Linked DNA regions of Homo sapiens: region 2 is linked to region 1. The links are chromatin contacts, found by Hi-C or POLR2A ChIA-PET in ENCODE. All regions are on one chromosome and are shown on one strand. The core of a region is the stretch at or near the end of the contact, and the rest is flanking DNA. Distances in the headings are between cores, read along the strand shown.

The links. Hi-C counts contacts between places; a loop is a spot of excess contacts on that map. ChIA-PET counts read pairs that join two places held with the same protein, here RNA polymerase II (POLR2A). Pooled maps may share reads with other maps.
Region 2: a loop to region 1 is called in a map of CD8-positive, alpha-beta T cell, with 23 times the contacts of the local background. The contact joins the promoter of DYNLT4 here to the promoter of ZC3H12A in region 1. A Hi-C loop is called at or near these places in 1 of 168 maps with a recorded cell type or tissue (CD8-positive, alpha-beta T cell) and 2 of 50 pooled maps. POLR2A ChIA-PET finds 5 or more read pairs at or near these places in 2 of 52 experiments (activated CD4-positive, alpha-beta T cell and activated T-cell).

Annotation. Positions count from the first base shown.
Region 1 is chr1:37,470,246-37,477,827 of GRCh38, reverse strand. ZC3H12A (zinc finger CCCH-type containing 12A) reads right to left here and starts at 3,248. Exons shown (of 6, transcript NM_025079.3): 1 at 3,199-3,248; 2 at 1,889-2,369. The coding sequence starts at 2,331. LITATS1 (lncRNA induced by TGF-beta and antagonizes TGF-beta signaling 1) reads left to right here and starts at 3,385. Exons shown (of 3, transcript NR_038842.1): 1 at 3,385-3,684. RefSeq lists enhancers at 294-593, 2,304-2,403 and silencers at 3,054-3,513, 3,974-4,073.
Region 2 is chr1:44,801,491-44,808,600 of GRCh38, reverse strand. It overlaps DYNLT4 (dynein light chain Tctex-type 4), which reads left to right and starts at 1,250. Exons shown (of 3, transcript NM_001377534.1): 1 at 1,250-1,276; 2 at 1,763-1,817; 3 at 1,922-2,708. The coding sequence starts at 1,933. The coding sequence ends at 2,598. It overlaps BTBD19 (BTB domain containing 19), which reads right to left and starts at 78. Exons shown (of 8, transcript NM_001136537.3): 1 at 1-78. It overlaps PLK3 (polo like kinase 3), which reads right to left. Exons shown (of 15, transcript NM_004073.4): 4 at 6,850-6,979; 5 at 6,669-6,756; 6 at 5,746-5,841; 7 at 5,448-5,646; 8 at 5,210-5,333; 9 at 4,910-5,001; 10 at 4,577-4,670; 11 at 4,355-4,438; 12 at 4,100-4,262; 13 at 3,822-3,951; 14 at 3,222-3,335; 15 at 2,611-3,114. The coding sequence ends at 2,923. RefSeq lists enhancers at 1-183, 1-229, 564-813, 288-1,487, 1,081-1,930 and 1 more.

The sequences.
Region 1 (7,582 bases), core at 1,999-4,498:
CCCTACAGCTAGCTTTAGTCTCTTTCACTGCACTGGAGGAAGCGCTGCTGGCACAGGAAAACCAGACATCCCTGCCCCCATTCCAGTTCTCTTTGCCTGTAAGGTCAGGGTCCCCCAGCCGGGCTAAGCAGACACTGATAGGATGTGTGTGTAGAAGACTCCAGCTAGGCTGCTCCTGCCCCAGGACAGAAGGCAGGGCTGGGCCAGCCTCCCCAGGTGAAAAGATATGCCTGGGCTGGGCCTGGCGAGTGGAAAAAAATTCCCTTAGAAGGAAACAGAGGTGAATTTCCCCATGATTTGCATATGATGGGGGGGCTAGCCCGCCTGCCCCTGGGGAGGGGGGGTGGCCGGGCAGGAACCGAGTAGCAGCTGAGACAGGAAGTTTGAGGCTGGAATTCCCCTCCTGCCACTACCCCAGCTCAGAAACCCCCGAGGTGGGTGCGTGGCTCTGCTTCTCAGGAGCAGGCTCCTCTGAGCACCCCTCATCACAGCCCCTCCTCCCATGTCCCTCCTCCTTCTGGATACAAACACATACTGCATATGGCTGCTCCCAGGGCTCAGCCGCTCCTGGCCCATACCTCCAGAGGAAGGAGTCACACAGATCCAACCTAGCTCCTAGCCCAGCTACATGAGGCTGGACACTGAGAGGGACCCCTTCTAATCTCGAAGCATGGGCTGTGACCTGCTGCCTCTTGGCATGGAAACTGGATTTTCTCAGCCTCCCATCCAGGCTCAGCCCAAGTCAGAGAGAGGAAGACTGGCCTGAAGGTGACAGAAGGAGGGAAGAGCACTCAGCTGCATGCCTGCTGAGCTGGGCCAGGGCCAGCTGGACAGTGAACTTGTCCCACAGGGGCCACAAATTAGGGAGGGCAGAGGCTGATGTCATGCCAGCCTTGGGCAGCCCACCTAGGAGCTCCCTCAGGGCAGCCAGAAAATCATCCCTTCTCAACCCTGTGTCTGGGGTCTCCCCGTCCATGCCAACAGGAACTTTTCCCTGTGAGCCATCCACCCAGCACTGACTCATCAGCCTGCCTTGGAGGGAACTGGGAAAAAAGTGGGGCCAGAGGGTGGAGCCTGGATTGACGGGAGAAGTCTGGGTTTCCCAAGGTCAGCAGCAGCCCTGGCTTCCCTCTCTGCCCCTACCTCCCCACCCCATTCCTGTGCTGGGGGATGGGGGTGGGAGTCACTGGGGGCTGAGTCCTGGCTCTGGCCCCGGGGAACCTCCAGAGACTGGTCCAGCCCAGGCTGCTTCAGCTGAGTCAGTAGGGATCCAAGTTGCAGCTCGCCTGAGGCCAGAGCATCAGGCCACCTGCCCACAACCCATGTAAAGCTGGACCCAGCCTTGAGGTCACTCTTGGACACAGTCACTGGACCTGTTTTCGTGGGAGCCCAGGTCTGAGACAAGAAGGCCTCAGAAGCCCAGCCCCTGAAATAACAACAACAACTGCTACTACCACTGCCTACTACCACTACTATGGTTCCTGAACGCTTGCTCCTCTCCGGGATCCGCACACTCCCTCCTCACAACACCCACCTGAGATCAGGTTCCGAGGGGTGAGTGAGCAGCTGCCCACGGGCTGGTCCCCTTTACAGCCCTGCCTCACATTACAGGAGAGGAGTGGAGACACAGTGCTGGCCTCAGGGAGGGACCCACAGCATAAGGTAAGCTCTGCGGACAGAGGGACCTGGGCTGGAACCCTGCCTCTGTCACTTACCAGTAGCGCGACCCTAGCCTCATAAAAGGCTTTCCCTCCCTCTAGACCAGTCCCTAAGAAGGAAGTCACTTCTTCCAGCCCACCAGAGCTGCAGAGACAGTCATCCTTCCATGTGTCCTGGCCACAGGAGAGATGCGAACCTCATGTGTCCTGGCCACAGAAGTGACACTTACCTCATGGCCACGTTGCTCCCATCGATGACCACTGGTCTCAGGTCGCTGCCCTCCTTTTCCTCTTCTGGGAGTGGAGGCTCCAGGTTGGGAGCCTTAGGGGTGCCACCACCCCGCGGGACTAGAGGGAGCTGAGGGCAGGGGTCCGGTGAGGTCTGGCGCTCCCGCTCGGTGGCTGTCCCGTGTTTCACCAGCTCACCCAGCACCGTGTTGGTGTCTGCCTGGACGCCCAGCTTCTGCAGGACGCTGTGGATCTCCGTGGATGAATAGCCCAGCTTCCGGAAGAAGTCCACCTTCATCTGCAGTTCCAGGGCCGAGGCCTCCTCAGCGGCCAGCTCTTGACCCGGCCTTGGGGTGCCCTGACGGCTGTGGCTGTCCTCAAATTCCCACAGACTCATGGTGGGGCTGGCTTCCAGGACAGGCTTCTCTCCACAGGGGCCACTCATAGCTCAGACTCCTGGAAGGCCCCGCGCCACAGCTCCTACTGAACAACCAACAGGGTTAGGGACGGTGAATAGCGCTCTCTCCTAACCTCCCTCCCAAAACCACATCCAGCAGGATGAGGGATTGGTGGCACTACACACTGCATCGTGTTATTAGTTCAGGTTGTCCTCTCAAAAGCTCTCCCAGCTAGGCATTCCCATTCCCATTCTATAAAGGGAGAAACTGAGGCACAGACATTAAAAACGTGCTCAAGGTCATCCAGCTGTTAGCTGGTGGCTCGAAGATCGGAACTTAGTCTGAACTAAGACTGGAACTACCCCAGCTGTAAAGCCTCGAACCCCCACGCCAACCCAGGGGACCCAGAAGGCAGGGACGGGGCTCTCAGATGGAATCCTGGGGCTGGAAGTGCGTTGCGGGGCCCAAGGCTTCCCCACTGAGGCCACCACTTTCGCCCACCCGTCCGGCACTCAGAGCTCAGGCCCAGGCAGCGCAAGGCCCATGGCCGGACTCCCGGAGCCGGGGAGGGCAAGTTTCTGGGGTGACCCGTGGGGAGAAAAGTTGCTGGAAAACTTTGGTTGGCTGCCGGGAGCTGGTGACGCCGAGGCTGTCCCGGCCCGAGACCCGCGCTTGCTCGGCCCGCGATCCCGATCAGGAACCTGGTGCTCTTCCCCGGCTCTCCCAACTTGGGCAAAGTTGGAGGGGTCCTGAGGCCCGGCGGGCCGGGGAACAGGACCCCGACCCTTCCGTCCCCTCCCCTCTCCACCCCTCCCGTCCCCTCCCGTCCCCTCCCCTCGGCTCGGCTCGGACCCCGCCGGAGCGCTCCCTGCCGCTTCCCCGCCGAGGCCCGCACCCTCCCCGCCGCGCCTCACCCCGCCATGCGCCAGCGGCGGCCGGCGGCGTCTCCATGGGGCCGAGTCCTGGGGGTAAGGACGGCGGCGCCTTTATATGGGGCGGCGCGCGGGCAGGTGGTGGTGAGGCACTGACGCGGAAGCGGGCAAGGGGCGGGGCCGTCCCGGGAGACCGCCCCGGGGGCGGGGCTGCCTCGCCCCTTCCTGCTCCGCTCCTCGCGTCGCGGCCCCGCCCCCGCGGCCGCTGCGCGCCGGACGGGGCCCAAGCGGGGGTCGGAGCCTCAAGGCTGCGGCGGCGACGAGCTCCGAGCGGGACACTGAACGGCCCGTATGCGCAAGATAAGCACGGACTGAATCAGGTACACGCACCTGCCGGGGACGCACTGACCGAGGTGCGGACGGCGGTACCAGGACAGGTAAAGCCGCGAACACTCGGACCTAAGAACTTGACAGGTACACCCTGCCTGATGAAGCTACGTACGGCCAGGTGCGCATCGAGTGAATCAGGTACGCGGAGGTTGGTCCACGCACCTTGGAGGCAGGTCCATGGTTATAGACAGGTACATCCAGACAGGCACTTTTCAGATGGAGTCAGGCCCCCTCAAGACACACTGTGCTTAAAGCCGTCACACAGAGGTTGGCCACCCCCGGGGCCAGGTACACTTTTCCTGAAATCTGTACTTTACTAGGACCAAAAGGCAGGTTCAGTCAGCAGATGCACAATGACCGAGGCAGAAAACCAGGCAAAAGAGGGCCATTTACCCCAATCACCACATGAATACTGTCCACACAAGAATACTGTCACCCATACCGCAGAACTCACTGAGCGCCCCCACTGGAGGAGCACCCTTGCTCCATGAAGATGCTTTTAGTTTCCCAGGTCAGACCTGATCCCTCGCATGAGCACAGCACTTTACAGGCTTACACTCACGGGCTTACAGACAGAGGTCATTATGCTGATGTTACCCTTGAGAAATTCTGCAAAGGCTAAACTGCCCCAGCTGGAAAGACTCGAACCAGGATGGAGAGCTCCTATTCTAGTGCTCCTATTATTTGCCATTTTTGTGAACCACGAGTGACTGAGGGCAGAGGGGAGCCTGGCTTCCTATGTGTGTGTGTGTGTGTGCGTGCGTGTGTGTGAGTGAGAGAGAGAGAGAGAAAACACAGAGCCCACACGCTGGAGGACAGAGCCACATGCCACCAGTGCTTACTATGTGCCAGTCCTTTGTTACATTCTCTCTACCTCATCATAGGCATGTATCCTATAAGTGCTAGTGTTATAATAAATACTTGTTTATTGTAAAAGACACCATAGACACAACTGTACATGTACAGCTTAAAGAATAATAGTAATAATAAAAAAGCCATGTATCCATCACCTAACTTAAAAAATAGACCAGTGCCAGTACCTTGAGGCCCTCTGGGTGCCCCCATCACAGCCTCCTGCCCACATCCTGAAGAACTAGTTTCCTGAACTTTAATTGTGCTAGTCATTCTCTTGCTTTTTCTTGTAGTTTTACCACCTCTGTATGCATCCCTAAGTGGGATATTGTATAGTTTTGCTATTTTTTACTTTGTGTAAACGGAGTCATTCCATAATTATGTGACTTCCTTTTTCATACAGCATTATATTTTTAAAAATCCATTTTGATTGCCTGCATACCTGTAATTTATTTTACTACTGAATAGTGTCCCATTTTATGAATATACCACTGGTTACTTATTCAGTCACCTGCTGTTGGATGTTGTTTCTAGGATTTTTTTTCTATTACAAAGACTGTGCTTTGGATATTCTTGTATGTATCTTAATGAAATTGTACAGTGGAGGAAATGGATGTTCAGAGATTCAGAAAGGTGAAGTCACCTGCTCAGGCTCTGGGGGCTGGTGGAGCTGGAACTCATGTAGCTCTCTCCAAGGCAGTCCATCTCCCCATCCACACCTGCTTGTTCGGGAGGCCACCAAAGACCCCAGGGAGGCAGGCGTGTACGTCTCTATCTGGACCCTGAGGCTGTTCCTCTGGGCTTGCTTGCTCTTACCTAGCGGTGTTCCTGCTTTGTTGCCTGGTCATCTTTGAAGACCCCAAAGTGTCCCCTTCTCTGCTCCCCAGGCACAGCAGCTCCAGGGGCTTGGCAACCCAAGGAGAGAGGAAACACAAGGCCCCCTGCTGCATGCCAGCTCACATCCCATGCTGGGCACCTCACATGCTTGCTGTCACTCCAGCTGAGTGCGGTGCCGGCGGCACCCCTAACCTCACAACAGTCCCTTTTACAGATGAGAAGAGCTCAGTTATGTTAAGCATTTATTCGCTATAGCAACTACCTTTAAGATAGTAAAAACATTAAGTGATGTGTCCAGGTTAATAATGATAATGACAATACTAATCAATCATAGAGATAATGCCTCCCATTTATAGAGTGCTCACTGGGTGGCAGGCACCAGCTAGCGCCTTGCAGACACTTTCGGGCCTCTGCTCTGCTTCTTCCTTGGCTTGGAGTGCCCTTCCCTCTCTCCCACCCAGCTGCTTCCTAGCCAGTTCCATTCATCTTTTGGATGATGTCACCTCCTCTGTGAGGCCAGCCAAGACTCCTTTGATGCTGGTTGTACCCTCCTAAGTGTCCCCACAACACCCTGCCTATGTCCCAACGTGTTAGATTGTCTTTGCCAGCCTGAGACCTCCTCTGGAGCTGCAACAAGACCAGACTCTGCTCCTGCTCCCAGACCCTCTGCTGCCCAGCCCTGTGCCAGTAGGAGCCAGCAGGACTAGGCGATGAGTCATGCTGCTCCCTGCCCTCCCAGAGAGAGCCACAGTCTCGCTGTCTTCCGGCTCATGCTACTTCCCAAGAAGCCGACTCTCCTCTACAGAACCCACGGCTTCTTTGGGGAACCCCTGCTCCGTTTACAGCTGGATTTTGCAAACTTTGGCCCTAATCCCCAGGAGTTCTCTGAAGCCGAGCCCACACAAACCCCTCTGCCTCTCGTATGCCTGTCTTGGCAGCTGGGCTGGCTAATTTCCTTCTTGGAGCCTGCCTGGCCTCCCACCATCTATCTGCCTGTGCCCAGCCAGCGTAGGTGGGGTCTGCAAAGCTTGTGGACTGGTCACTGCCTGAGGGTGGTGGGGGGTTGGGAGATGAGGTTGGAGAGGGAAAGGTCCCAGGAATGACCTTGGCTTTCAGTTGCTTCACTGGGCAGCTCAGCCTGGGGAGGACCCGGGAACTGGGCTACCTCTGTAGAAAGGCTGGGCAGGCTGCCCTCAAGCCTTAAGGGAGTGGCTGCTGAGGTGATGTTTAAATTCAACAAGGCCTCCTAGAAGTGAAGAAAGGACCAGATCCCTCCCATGTTTGAGACTCCTGGTATATTTCTTTTTATTTTTTATTTTCGAGATGGAGTCTGGCTCTGTCGCCCAGGCTGGAGTGCAGTGGCGCGATCTCAGCTCACTGCAAGCTCCGCCTCCCAGGTTCATGCCATTCTCCTGCCTCAGCCTCCCGAGTAGCTGGGACTACCAGTAGCTGGGACTACAGGTGCCTGCCAACACACCTGGATAATTTTTTTGTGTTTTTAGTAGAAACGGGGTTTCACCGTGTTAGCCAGGATGGTCTCGATCTCTTGACCTCGTGATCCGCCCGCCTTGGCCTCCCAAAGTGCTGGGATTACAGGCATGAGCCACTGCTCCCGGCCAGACTCCTGGTATATTTCAAAAAGACATGTCACAGCAGGGCTACAAAAATCAATGTATGTTTTAAACGGTAACTGAACAAATTAACTCTTTTTTTTTTAAATCATGCATTCAAATGCGGTGCAATATATTTGGACTATTGACAAGATAATTGGAGAACTTGTATTAAAAATACATTATTTCCTTGGAGAGATGGCTGATTTTAGGGCTGGGACAGGGAAAGGATGAGCCGGCAGTGTGCTGTGGTGCCAGGGATTTAGGAAGCGCTCAAAACACAAAAGGATGGGAGTGCGTCAAAGGGATCCAGGAGCCAGAAGAGCTCCCTATGGCCAAAGCTGGAGCAACTGAGCAAGGGAATAAATAATAGGATAATATTGAATTATAACCTAAAGTATAAAATAAATATTTATACTGATATAAATAATTTTTTTGTTTTCAGAGCCAGGGTCTTGCTCTGTCGCCCAGGCTTGAGTGCAGTGCCGTGATCATAGCTCACTGTAACCTTGAACTCCTGGGCTTAAACGATCCTCCTGCTTCAGCCTCCTGAGTAGCTAGGACTACAGTTGTGCACCACCACGCCTGGCAAATTAAAAAAATTTTTTTTGTAGAGATGGGGATCTCGCTATGTTGCCCAAGCTGGTCTTGAACTCCTGGCCGGAAATAGTCCTCCACCTTGGTCCCCCAAAGTGCTGGGATTAAAGGCATGAGCCACCATACCCAGCCCTGATATA
Region 2 (7,110 bases), core at 1-2,500, 7.3 Mb before region 1:
AAGCTGAGGCTGGAGTGGCCTATGGTCCTGGGAAGAAGCTGGCTGGCTGGCGGCGGCGGCGGCGGCGAAAGAGGCCCTGGCTGGGAGTCTGCCCAGGCAGCCGACGGGGTGGGAAGCCTGTGGGTTTCCATGGAAACTGGAGCTGGCCTGAGAAGAGACTCCACCCATCTCCCGGGCAGGCCCAGGGAAAACTTCAGCCCTTAGAGGGGCATTAAGCGCCATACGAGGGTCTTAGCCCCCGAAGCTGAGCCTGCCCTAGGTTCAGAGTTCAAACTCCTTGCCCTCCTAACCCTTCCCTCCTCCACAGGCACACAGGGTCAGGATCCGGTTAGCCAGGCCGGGGAAACCCCCACTCAACAGGGAAAATCCTCGCCCCCATAGATGGGTCAGGGCCCCGACCTGGCTTGTTTGGGAGGGGACAGTCCCATCCCTGCCAGAGGAGGAGTCACATGAGTTGTCAGCCCTGGCAGAGGTGTCACAGCCTCTGCCATCTCTGAAATGTAACTTTGGGGAAACCTAGGTACTAGAGGTGTAGCCAGCTAGGGACAAGCCCCAGGACACTTGGGTCAGCAAAGGTCACGAGGCTGGACTCGGGGTTCACTGCCGAGTCACTGCCACTTTATAAGGCCTGGTGCCTACCAGCTGAGCCAGTGGGCCTCCCCTCCCCCGCACATAGCCCTGAACTGAGGAAGTCATCCAAGCCCCACCCTAACTCTGCGCCGGGAGCGGAAATGTTTGTCCTTGTCGAGGCCGATGGGGAGACAACAGAGCCATGACGTGTTCCTTCCTGTGGGCCCAGACTCTGGATTCCTGAGCCACCACCCCCGCAGCCTCAAGATCTCCCCCTAACCTAGGCCTCTGTGACTTGTTCACGAATGGCCAGTCATCTGGCCATTCCACAAGGGGAGAAAATGGGCCCTGGCTCAAGAGTCCTGGGGTAGGACAAAGCCTTTCTGACCACAGCCTTGCTCTACATCTGCCCCTCTGTTGCCTGCGCTTAGGAAGTTTGCCTCTAAGCTGCAAGACCCTGTCGGCCGCTCTCCCTGATGACTCAGGGGCACCCCATGCTCAGCACATGCTCACAGCAACAATGCTCTCAGGTTAAGCCAGAGCCAGACTGGAGGGAGGGATCCTGGGAGGGAGGAGTGTTTGCTCTAGCAACCCATGGCAACTCCACAACACAGGTCTTTCCCCTCCCACTTGCCCTTCAGGCCAGCGGGGCCAGGGCTGTGCAGCCAGGACAGAACTCAGAAGCCAAAGCCTGCGGGTGACTCAGGTGCCTGAGGGAGTTTCGGGAGCAGAGGGCAGCCATCTCAGAACTGATTCTGGAGGAAGTGGGATCAGAGGCCAAAGGCAGAAGGTGGAAGGGGGCTTCATGAGTCATCTGCCCTCAGCCTGGGCCAGGTGTAGGGGAGATCTTTGTGCCAGCCACCCTAGAGTAGATCTGGGTGGAAGATGACTGGATTCAACACCCCCAGGGCTGGAAGGATCTGTGGGGTTGAAGGAGCTGAGTCTGTCAGTCCTTCCTGGTTAGGGGTTGGAGGCTCTGCCTCCACAGTCCAGGCTGAGGCAGAGGCCTGCCTCTCCTTCCAGAGAAGTCGGGTGGAAGGGAGAAATGGCAGTCTCTAAGACTCCGAGCGTACCTGGCTAACTTCCATAGTGCCCAGAGAAGGAGCTCAGTCGGCAAGGACTAGCCGAGGATCCCAGTCCTAGCAGCCTCCTGTCCCCTGCTCATGTGTCTAACAGCCTTTAACCTTCTCAGCACCTAGGAACCCAGGCAGCCTGGGACTATCTGATCCACTTGTTCTAAAACACAGGTAAGAAGGGGGTAGAAGGTAAAAACCCTTGACATCACTGAGCAAGAGGCTGGGGTGGGTAGACAGATGCCTGGTGAAGGCCACCCTGAGTGTGGTTCCTCCAGCCAGCAGGTCCATGGCCAGCAGGCCTCTGCCCCCGGGACGCCAGGAGGAGGAGAATGCCAAAGACTCCGGGCGGAAACCCTCACCGGTGCGGCCCCGAGGCTGCCTGCCCAGCATTGATGAGGCCCGACCGGCAGGTCCAGGTCCAGCCCCGGCCTCGCGCCGGGGCTCCATGCTGGGCCTGGCCGCGTCCTTCTCCCGCCGCAACTCGCTGGTCGGGCCAGGCGCGGGTCCTGGGGGTCAGCGGCCATCCCTGGGCCCGGTGCCCCCTCTGGGCTCAAGGGTCAGCTTCTCAGGGTTGCCCCTGGCGCCCGCCCGTTGGGTGGCGCCCTCCTACCGCACGGAGCCAGTGCCCGGGGAGCGCTGGGAGGCTGCGCGTGCACAGCGTGCCCTGGAGGCGGCGCTGGCCGCAGGGCTGCACGACGCGTGCTACTCCAGCGACGAGGCCGCGCGGCTGGTGCGGGAGCTCTGCGAGCAGGTGCACGTTCGCCTGCGCGAGCTCAGCCCGCCACGCTACAAGCTGGTATGCAGTGTGGTGCTGGGGCCGCGCGCGGGCCAGGGCGTTCACGTGGTCAGCCGTGCGCTCTGGGACGTGGCGCGCGATGGGCTGGCCTCGGTCTCCTACACCAACACCTCGCTCTTCGCGGTGGCCACGGTCCACGGGCTCTACTGCGAGTGAGGGGGAGTCCAATTCTGCAAAATTGTTTATTATCCTAGGAGGAGGCCCCCCTGGGGCTCACATCCCAATAAATAAGTGTCTGACAATAAATAAAAGTGGTCCATAAATAACGCCCCCTAGCTGGGAGCTAAGGCTCAGGCTTATCTTGGAGATGGGGTAGGAGCCAGCGAAGACAAGCCGCCCCCAACTCCAGTAAAGCTGGTCCCTGATTCCCTGGGGGATTCGGCCCAAAGCCCCCAGTGAGGCACCAAAGGAAGGGGGAAGGCCACAAAGGCAAGGGCCAGAGCCTGACAGGCACAGGCCTCAGGCCTCAGGGCTTGGGTCCTAGGCTGGGCTGCGGTCCCGGAGCAGGCGCAGAGCATAGCGGAGTCGCTGCCGCAGGTCTGGAGAGCAGCCCAGCTGCCGAAGGTGGGAAGCGAGGTAAGTACAAGCACTACGATTTCGGGCCACAAAAGTCACAAGGAGGGGCTCCCAGCCACTGAGAATCAGCTTGGTGTGGTCCCCGTAGAAGTTCACCTGCACACAGAGCATGACAGTGGTCAGGACCTAGGCTCCGGGCCCAGCTTCCTCCCCAGCACCCTGGGCCTCCCAGACCTTCCCGCAACTCCTGGATAGGCTCTTACCTGGACAGTGCCATCACTAAACAGCATGAGGAGAGCCTGATCCGTCTTGACCCACTGCAGCAGCAAGGGCGGAGCAGGTACCTCTACCTCTTCCACACTGGGCAGATCTCCACCCTGGGAGCAGGATCAGGGCAGGTCACTGATCCAGCGTGAGACAGCCCCCTCCCCATTAGTGTATGCCTTATCCTCTAGCTTTCAGCAACCCCAACCACCACCAAGGGGGAATCAGAGGGATCAGGATGGGTTAGTTTTCTTTTCTTTATTTTTTTTTTTTGAGATGGAGTCTCGCTCTGTTGCCCAGGCTGGAGTGCAATGGTGCGCCATCTCTGCTCACTGCAAGCTCCGCCTCCTGGGTTCGCCCATTCTCCTGCCTCAGCCTCCCGAGTAGCTGGGACTACAGGCGCCCGCCACCACGCCCGGCTAATTTGTTGTATTTTTAGTAGAGACGGGGTTTCACCTTGTTAGCCAGGATGGTCTCGATCTCCTGACCTCATAATCCACCCGCCTCGGCCTCCCAAAGTGCTGGGATTACAGGCGTGAGCCACCGCACCCGGCCAGGATGGGTTAGGTTTCAATGTACCACAGCCCCAGCCCTCACACCTTCATGAGGTGCTGCTCCATGTAGGAGGCGAAGTACCGCAGGATACCCAGCTGAGGCTGCAGGGCCCGGGGCACAGCACCCACGGAGAAGGAGAAGTGCTTTGTGCTGGTGGGATTGTAGTGCACAGTCCTAGAATGGGGAGGCAGAGGTCAGAGGGAGCCCTGCACCAATGCCCCTCCTCTGAGAAACCCAGACCCCTGAGCCCAGGAGCACTCACGAGGGTGCGGCCCTGCTGGATTAGTGGCCTGAATACAAGGCACCCCATAACAGCACTTACTTTCTGTTGGCCGACAGGGCCATATGTGTGCCATCGTTGAAGAGCACAGCCACACGGCGGCTGGACAGTTGATACCCAAAGCCGAACTTATTGGAGTAGTCAACCCACTTGCTGACCCACACCAGAGGCTCTGGCTGGGCCAGGGGGGCCGGGTTCTGTTCCGCTGTCATGGGAGAGGAGGGAGTCAGCACCTGCTCCTGGCCTCCCAGCCACAGAACTCCCACCACAGCAGCATGTACCAGACCCCACCCTTACCTGGGGGCATGAAGGCTATACAATTTCTCAGAGCACAAAGGGCTGACTCCACTACTGTGGCCACAGTCAGACCTTCTTCAAATCCTGAAGGAGACAGGGCACTGAGATTTAGGAATTAGCACCCCAGGACCCAGGCCAGGCCCCTCTGCCCACTCCTTCCCTCTCGCCCCTGATCTCAGCTCCAGCAACCTCTATCACCTCTCATCCTCCCTGGCTCCTCACCATCTCCACTGCTTGCCAGTGTCCCACGGGGTGAGCTGTCTTCAGGTGCTGTCTCTACCAGGCTGACAGGGGCTGGGCCAGAAGCTGCTGGAGCCTGGAGGGTTGGGCAGGGAAAGGGAGTGACACAGGCCCCAAAATCCAAACCCTTGAGTCCATGGCCTGGCCCTGCCCTGGCTCCCAGGGCACCCCAGGTCAGCCCCGCCAGGCTGGTGACACACAGCCAATTAGGCCACCACGAGGCTGGATGCTTCAGCAGCCTCTTTTATCCCCGGCTTCCCTCAGCTGCTAGGGTGGGGGTGAGTCAGGGGAACAGTGTCCACCTGAGCGCCTCACCTCTGGCCTGGCATCCTGATGGCCAACGGATGTGCGCATGAGGCCGCTCACCAAACCGGAGACCTCATCCCTCTCCTGGGCATGATTCTTACCTGGGGGTGAAAGGTGATACCGTCCTCAGTATCCTGCCCAGCCCCTCCACTTCCGACAGGGATGACACAGAGATTGGCCTCCCCAAGTGCCTGTACTGCACATGCTCTCCCCAGGAGTTTCCAGGCACCCACACTCACACACCCAAGACAAATGTGACAAGCCGCTCTACTGCTCTGCCCCCTCAACCCACTGACACCCCAGACTCACTCTTCTTCTTTCTGCCAAAGAGGCTCTTGGTAACTTTGGCAAACAGACTCCTAGCTGGGTTGGGGGGTGTCAGGTCTGGGACTGTCACGCAGCTGCTGATAGGGAGTCGATCGGGGGTGTAGCCCTAGGGAGGGGAACCATGTGAACAGAGAAGAGAGGCTCCAGGGGTCCTGTCACCTGCCCCCTTTCAATCCCTGGGAATACACAGATGGACTTAGAGGTCTGGGGAGCCACAGACCTTGGTAAAGAAGTCATGGCGCAGGATCTGGTCAATAGAGGGGCGGTCTCGGGGTGAGGCCCGAAGGATGGCGGCCAGGAGCTGCCGGGCAGGCAGTGAGAGGCTGGCAGGCAGCGTGTAGTGAACCTGCTTGATGCAGCGGTACGTCTCCTTCAGGTCAGCCGTCTCAAAGGGAGGGCTCCCGCAGAGCAGCGTGTACCTATAGGGCAGGGCCAAGGGGTCAGGAGTAAAGTGGAGGAGATGCTCCACCCACACACCCACCACCTGTCTGCTGCTGAACCTGGACCCTGCAACTCACATGACACAGCCCAGTGACCATACATCCGCCTCAGGGCCGTGGCCCTGTCTCAGCAGCACTTCTGGAGCCACATAGTTGGGGGTGCCACAGATGGTCCTGAAAGAGGGTGGGGAGGAGGAGAGAAGGCTGAGACCCAGCCCAGCAGCCCCCCGACTCCTTCCCCCACTGTTAGTCCAGACAAAGCAGCTGCCTGTCACCAAAGGCCAGAGAACTCCTGCTTGTCCTGGGACAATGGATGCCAGGGATGGCAGCTGAGTCCCCGCCCACCCGCCTGGCCCAGCTGCTCAGCTGCTCTTCATGACAGGGGGAGGGCCTGACCCCCAGCCCAGTCCTCTCCTCTAGGGTCAACACAGAGAGTCCACAGCTGATCCCTTCCCCCTTCCTGCACTCCTGTCTGTCAGACAGGCATCAGGCTGTCACCTCCCACGGTTTGTGCCACACACACACCAACACCAGCTGTCACAACCCCCATAAACACTCATCTGCCACATACGCTATCTGTGTCACACACACAAAGTATGATGGCCACAGCAGGGTCTTCTTACACCCACAATGTCATATCCCACCATTTCCACACTCTCAGTCTGTCTCTCACACACACATACACGCTGCCTGTCACCTTCCCCCATCCACACAAAGGGTAAGTCATGTGCCTCCAAGAATCTGTATACCCCCATCTGTCTCAGGGACTCAGAGTCACCTACCCTATCTGTGTCATACACCTATAGGATCCTCCCCCTCTCCACCGGTCTCGGTAACACAGGCTGCCACCTCCACCTTCACACATGCATGAACAGCCCATCATCCCTTCCCATTTATCTCATGCACACATCAGGCAGTCACCTTGCCTCCCACATACATATGCACTGTCTATCACGCATGTCATCTGTATCACACACAGGGCCCCTTTCCTCAAAACTCACTTCTTCCTCTGCTCCGGAGGCTCCAACCGGGCTGCCAGCCCAAAATCCCCCACCTTCAGTTCCATGTTCTCAGTGATGAAAAAATTTCCTAGATGGGGCAAGAGAGGTGTGTCAGATTCTTTCCTTCCTCCCTCCCTCCCTCCCTCCCCAACCTCCCATCCTCCAGGCTCAGGAGTCTCACCCAACTTGAGGTCCCGGTGCAAGATGCCGCGCTGGTGCAAGTACTTGAGGCCAGAAAGGATCTGCCGCAGGTAGTAGCGCACTTCTGGCTCCAACAGGGTGTGCCGGGCCTTCCAGATGTGGGCCAGGGACTGCAGAGAGCCACTGCCTCAGCCCCTGGTGAGCCCTCCCTCCCCCTCCCCCTCCATCTGTGCTCCCTGAGGAAGAAACAGGGCCCCAGCTTTGGGTCTTAAGACTGTCTTCTCGGCTGGGTGTAGTGGCT